2 separate regions of the Homo sapiens genome follow, and region 1 is linked to region 2. A link is a contact called in ENCODE Hi-C or POLR2A ChIA-PET data. All regions are on one chromosome and are shown on one strand. The core of a region is the stretch at or near the end of the contact, and the rest is flanking DNA. Distances in the headings are between cores, read along the strand shown.

Region 1 (2,700 bases), core at 171-2,670, 1.7 Mb before region 2:
AGAGGGAGGTAATCGGTATAATTCACCCCCGAGGCTCTTTCCAGTTCCAAGACTGATTCAAAATTGGAGAGAATGGTGGAACCAACACACCAACATTCTGAACCCCTTCCACTCTCTCAACCAAGGAAGGAAGGAAGGAAGGAAGGAAGGAAGGAAGGAAGGAAGGAAGGAGATAAAGAGGGAGGAAGGGAGAGAGAGAGGGAGGGAGGGATTGGAGGGGAGGGGAGGGGAGGGGAGGAAGTAGGGAATGAGGGAAGGGAGAAGAGGGGAGAGGTGAAGGGAGGGAGGGAAAAGATAGAAAAAGATAAACCCTGGCCCTTTATGTCACTCTCCATTTCTGGGATGACCTAGTTCTGCCAAAAGAAGAACCCAGCAGCGGGGTGTGCCAGGACGAGGTACTATTCTCCACCTGAGACCCCACAGTAGCTAGAACAAAGCATTTCCTCTTCTCCACACCCCAACCCAACCCAACTGGCCTGAAATCATTTCACAAATTCTGGGGGACATCGAATCTCTGTCCTTGGCCTTGAGTAAACCCAGAAAAGTAGATGGGCCAAGAAATAGATTGGAAAAGTGGATCAGGCCCCGCGGCAGCAATTTAGATGGAGGGTAACGCAGGGGCGGGCAGGCGTGGAGTCTCGAGTTTATTCTCTATGACTGGGACACAGCTGGCTTTGAATAAGAACATTAAGTATACAGCACCATATTTTGGTCTTGAGCCCAGCCTCCAGCCCGTGGCACTCAGCCATTCGTCTCCGCCAGCCAGGCCCTGGCCCTGATTGCCGCGATGCAGGGAATGCCCATCAACTTGCAGTCACACCTGTTAGGTGTTTCTCCACTCAGTGCCTCCGCCCAGCAAGCGCCCCCCGCACGACCGGAGCCCCTGTGTTGAGTGGGCGCACCGGGAGGAAGAAGCAGGGCCGGGCCTTCCCGAGCAGACCCTGTGGGACTCGGTGCGGCGGGCGGGCGCGTGGGGGCGGCCTGAGAAGGCGGGAGAGGTCGAGGCAGGCGGAGAGGGGCATTGGCAGGGCGGGGGCAGGGCCGCCGCTGCTCGCGTTACGTTCCCAGAGCCTGCAGCGGAGGCGCGGGGCTAAGCAGCGGAGGGGATGGGGCTTCCACAAGCTTCTGCATTTCCCCTCACAGCCCCGGCGCCGCCTCCCCTGGCTGGGCCGCGGTGCCCGTTAGGCCGCGCAGGGTGAGAGCTAGAGCGGGCGCGGGCGGGCGGCACCTCGCCCGGGACTGGAAGGGAGGGCGCAGCGGGGCCACGGCGGGGGGATTCCGCTAGCCGGGCGGCCCGCGAGTCCCCTGAGTGCATCAGCCCCCGCTGCCGCGGGACCGCGGCCGGGACGGAGCTCCCTGCGCGCCCCCCGGGGGCCGGCAGCGGCCAGGAGGCGGCGCGGGGCTCGGCCGCTCGGCCCTGCAGCTCCGCGCACCCGGCAGCGGCGGCGGTGCAGCCTCGGGCGTTCGGACAGCCTCCGAGCCCATGGCGGGGAGCGACGTGGACAGCGAGGGCCCCGCACGGAGGGGCGGCGCGGCGCGGCGTCCGGGGGCCCCTGGCGGGCCAGGAAGCGAGGCGGCAGCCGGCTGCCCGGAGCCGCTGTCCACTGCTGAAGCGCCGGCTGAGAGCGCCACGCTGCCCGCCTGGATGCGCCTCTACTTCTACGGGATGCACGGGATCACCCTGGACGTGCTGGTGTCCTCGGCCCGGCGCTTCGCCCGCAGCCCGGACCTGCGGATGCTAGGCTTCTCCTCGCCCTACCGCTGCCTGCTGCACTCGCTCACCCATTTCGCCCTGGAGAAGGTGTACCTGCAGCAGCGGCGCTGTCCCAACGCCTTCGTCTTCAATTTCCTCCTCTACCCCTCGGCCCACGTGGGGCTGCAGACCCTAGCGGGCCAGGCGCTACTACTCAGCCTGGGCGGCGGGGCGGGGGTCGCGGTGGCGCCAGGGGCGCTGGACCTGGCGCTGCAGTACGTGCTGGCGCTCTACCACTGCCAAGTGTTCCTGAAGCGCTTCCTGCGCTTGCGGTACGGGCGACAGAGGCGGCGGCAGCAGCAACAGCAGCAGCAGCAGCAGCAGCAGCAGCGGAGGGGCGCGCTCCCCGTCCCTCCCGGCGCCCGGGTCCCTACTGCGGCCGGAGCCCGGCGGCGACGACCCCGTGGCCCCAGGGGCGCCGGGGGAGCCCCCAGCCAGGGGCTGCCCGACCTACCCCGCTTTCTTTTCTTCGGAATGCACGGCTTTCTGGATGAGATCTTCTTCACCTTCTTCTTCAACGTACTGGGGCAGGGGGACGGGACAACCAGCGGCCACACGTCGCTCTGGTCCTTCTTTATGTACGGCAGCTGCAGTTTCGTGGTGGAAAAGCTCTACTTCCACCTCCACTACAGCCGCGGTTGGGGCACTTGGAAGCGGGTGCCCATCTACGTGATCTTCATCTACGTGTGGGAGCTGTCCTGGGGTCTGGGACTCCGCACGTGCGGGGCTTGTTCCTGGGACTATTCTCACTACCCGCTCAATTTTATGGGCCTCATCACCCTGATGTATTTACCTGGCTGGATATTCCTTAGTGTGTACCAGGACCTAATTTCCAACGTGTTGTGGAGGGTGCAGTACGTACCAGCTAACTAAAACCAAAAAAGAAAGAAAGAAAAGGAAAAAGTCACTGGATTCCCACGAATGGATGCGATTTATTTTTACACATT
Region 2 (2,700 bases), core at 201-2,700:
CCTTTGCTTGCAGCTCTGCGCGCTCCTTTGGCCTCCTCACGCCAGCTTACAGCTGCCGTGTCTTCAAACTCTGTGCAGCCCTTCCTGCGCGCCTAGCTGCGGGGTTCAGCTCTGCGTGATCGCCGGCTGGCAAGAGACTGCGCCGGGGAAGGTGCGCGCCGCAGCTTCCAGCGCGCTCCTGGACGCTCTTGCCTGGGCGGCGGGAGCCCGCACAGTCGGAGCCGCAGCCGTAGGCGTCTTCCCGGAAACCTCCACACGCTCCACCGCGCCGCCCCAGGAGTTTCGGCCGAGGTGCCACACCCGGCGGGTGTTCGGCTGGGGGGCGTTGCAGGGGAAATGGTCTCTACGCGCGCTCTTTGGGAGGCACAAGTGCACCTGTGGACACAACTCTGGCGCCGGCAAGTCTCCTTGATGCGCACAGACATCCAGGCTGCCGCCTGCGCTGCTTAGAGGAGGCTTGCAGACACCGGCAACCGGAGTGGGGATTAATACACTCTGTTTCCCTTCTCCGCTCGGCATTCAGTATTTAAAATGCTCCGGGAGAGCTCTAGCTGAGCGCAGGTACTTAAGAAAGAAATGCTCTTTCCAGACTCTCAATGGAAACTCGGAAGCGTGCGCGCGCGCGCGTCTGTGTGTATCCTGGGTGGGGTCCGATCGAGTCAAGGTTGCTTGTGGTGTGACACCCAATTATTCCTTGCAACTCCTCAACTTTGTGGATGAAAGTGCGACTTTCCCAGGCCTATTGCCGCGGGCATTGCCTTTACAAAACCACAAACACAGAACAAGCCTCCTAAGGCTTTTAATTTTCGGGGCGTTTGGGGAGGCCAGTTACCTGCCGGCGTCTTCTAAATGGTCCAGACTCGGTTCGGGCCGCGGAGACTCCGGGATTCCGGGAGCGGGCAACCCCGAGCCCTGGAGGAAGAAATAGGTCTGCGGAGGTGGCACAGATCTGACCCGGCCCAGCCCGGCCCAGCCCGGCCCACCCAGGCCCAGTGGAACCAAGCAGCGAAACCTCGGATTTCACTGCCGAGGCTTCCTAGCCGAGGCTTTCTGGAGCTTGGCGTTTGATAAATATAGCCTGGCGTTTGCCCCTGAATTAGACTCCGTTTCCTTATTTAGCCCTTGCACAATGATTTTAGATGATGTCACTTAGAGCTAAACGAGAAAATTGATCTCAGATTTGCTTGGCCTCTAAAGCCTGGTTAAGCAGATTGAGAATTAGAAAGGCAGAGGAAGCAAAAGGGGGGTGGGGATGGGGGGGTGCGGAGGGTAGTGAAGTGTGCGCGGCAGAGTGTGTGCGCAGAGGGGAGGGCGCGCCAAGCGGGTGAAAGCGCCCCCGCCTTTTCTGGGCGGGGAACCTCACTCACCAATGAAAAGTAGTTACTGACTGCAGATGAAAAAAAAAAAAGTTTTCCTGTTGACTGTTGGAAGCGAATTGAGCAATTATCTAGTTTACCTTCTCCTCTTGGAAGTTAACGATTGGCGAGATCTTGGCTGCGTTATTGACACAACACTTTCTATTGATAGAAATAAGTAGTGATTGTCCCCGAGTCATTGGTGCGCCAAGAACTCTGCGATGGGCTGGCAGGAGTCCATTGGGCTGGGCAGGCAGGTTCGGCTGGTGATGCTGGGGAGGAGGAGGAGGAGGAGGCTACTGGTGGTGATGGTGCCCGTCCCCCTCTCCGCAGGTCTGTGACAAGCAGGGAACAAGGCAACGGACGGCGCAACCCAGCCCCGGCTGACGGACGCTGGCGACTCAGACATGGACAGTAGCTGCCACAACGCGACTACCAAAATGTTAGCGACTGCTCCAGCTCGGGGCAACATGATGAGCACGTCCAAACCCTTGGCTTTCTCCATTGAACGAATCATGGCGCGCACCCCAGAGCCCAAGGCCCTGCCAGTCCCCCACTTCCTGCAGGGAGCCTTACCCAAGGGGGAACCCAAGCACTCTCTGCATCTCAACTCGTCGATCCCCTGCATGATCCCCTTCGTGCCTGTGGCCTACGACACGAGCCCCAAGGCAGGAGTGACGGGCTCCGAGCCGCGGAAGGCCAGTCTGGAGGCCCCGGCGGCGCCCGCGGCGGTGCCCTCGGCTCCCGCATTCAGCTGCAGCGACCTGCTCAACTGCGCACTGAGTCTCAAGGGCGACCTGGCCCGCGACGCGCTGCCGCTGCAGCAGTACAAGCTGGTAAGGCCGCGTGTGGTCAACCACTCTTCATTCCACGCCATGGGCGCCTTGTGCTACCTGAACCGAGGTGACGGCCCATGCCACCCGGCAGCCGGCGTGAACATCCACCCGGTGGCCTCCTACTTCCTCAGTTCCCCTTTGCACCCGCAGCCAAAAACGTATTTAGCCGAAAGGAATAAACTGGTGGTCCCGGCGGTGGAGAAATACCCTTCTGGAGTAGCTTTCAAAGACCTGTCCCAGGCTCAGCTGCAGCATTACATGAAAGAAAGCGCCCAGCTTCTGTCGGAAAAAATCGCGTTCAAAACCTCGGATTTCAGCCGAGGCTCTCCTAATGCCAAGCCCAAAGTTTTCACTTGCGAAGTGTGTGGAAAGGCAAGTACAATGCAAAACGGAGATCCTTTCCTTCCCTCCCTTCCTTCCTTCCTTCCTTCCCTCCCTCCCTCCCTCCTTCCCTCCTTCCTTCCCTCCCTCCTTCCTTCCTTCCTTCCTTCCTTCCTTCCTTCCTTCCT

Evidence for each region. A loop is a pair of places that touch in the nucleus more often than their neighbours do. ChIA-PET counts read pairs that join two places held with the same protein, here RNA polymerase II (POLR2A). Pooled maps may share reads with other maps.
Region 1: a loop to region 2 is called in a map of A673, with 11 times the contacts of the local background. The contact joins the promoter of TMEM229A here to the promoter of FEZF1 in region 2. A Hi-C loop is called at or near these places in 1 of 168 maps with a recorded cell type or tissue (A673) and 5 of 50 pooled maps. POLR2A ChIA-PET finds 5 or more read pairs at or near these places in 1 of 52 experiments (A673).

What each region holds. Positions count from the first base shown.
Region 1 is chr7:124,031,787-124,034,486 of GRCh38, reverse strand. TMEM229A (transmembrane protein 229A) reads left to right here and starts at 1,420. Exons shown (of 1, transcript NM_001136002.2): 1 at 1,420-2,700. The coding sequence starts at 1,484. The coding sequence ends at 2,626.
Region 2 is chr7:122,303,500-122,306,199 of GRCh38, reverse strand. It overlaps FEZF1 (FEZ family zinc finger 1), which reads left to right and starts at 1,450. Exons shown (of 4, transcript NM_001024613.4): 1 at 1,450-2,563. The coding sequence starts at 1,763. It overlaps FEZF1-AS1 (FEZF1 antisense RNA 1), which reads right to left and starts at 2,542. Exons shown (of 7, transcript NR_036484.1): 1 at 1,932-2,542; 2 at 1,457-1,627; 3 at 1-912.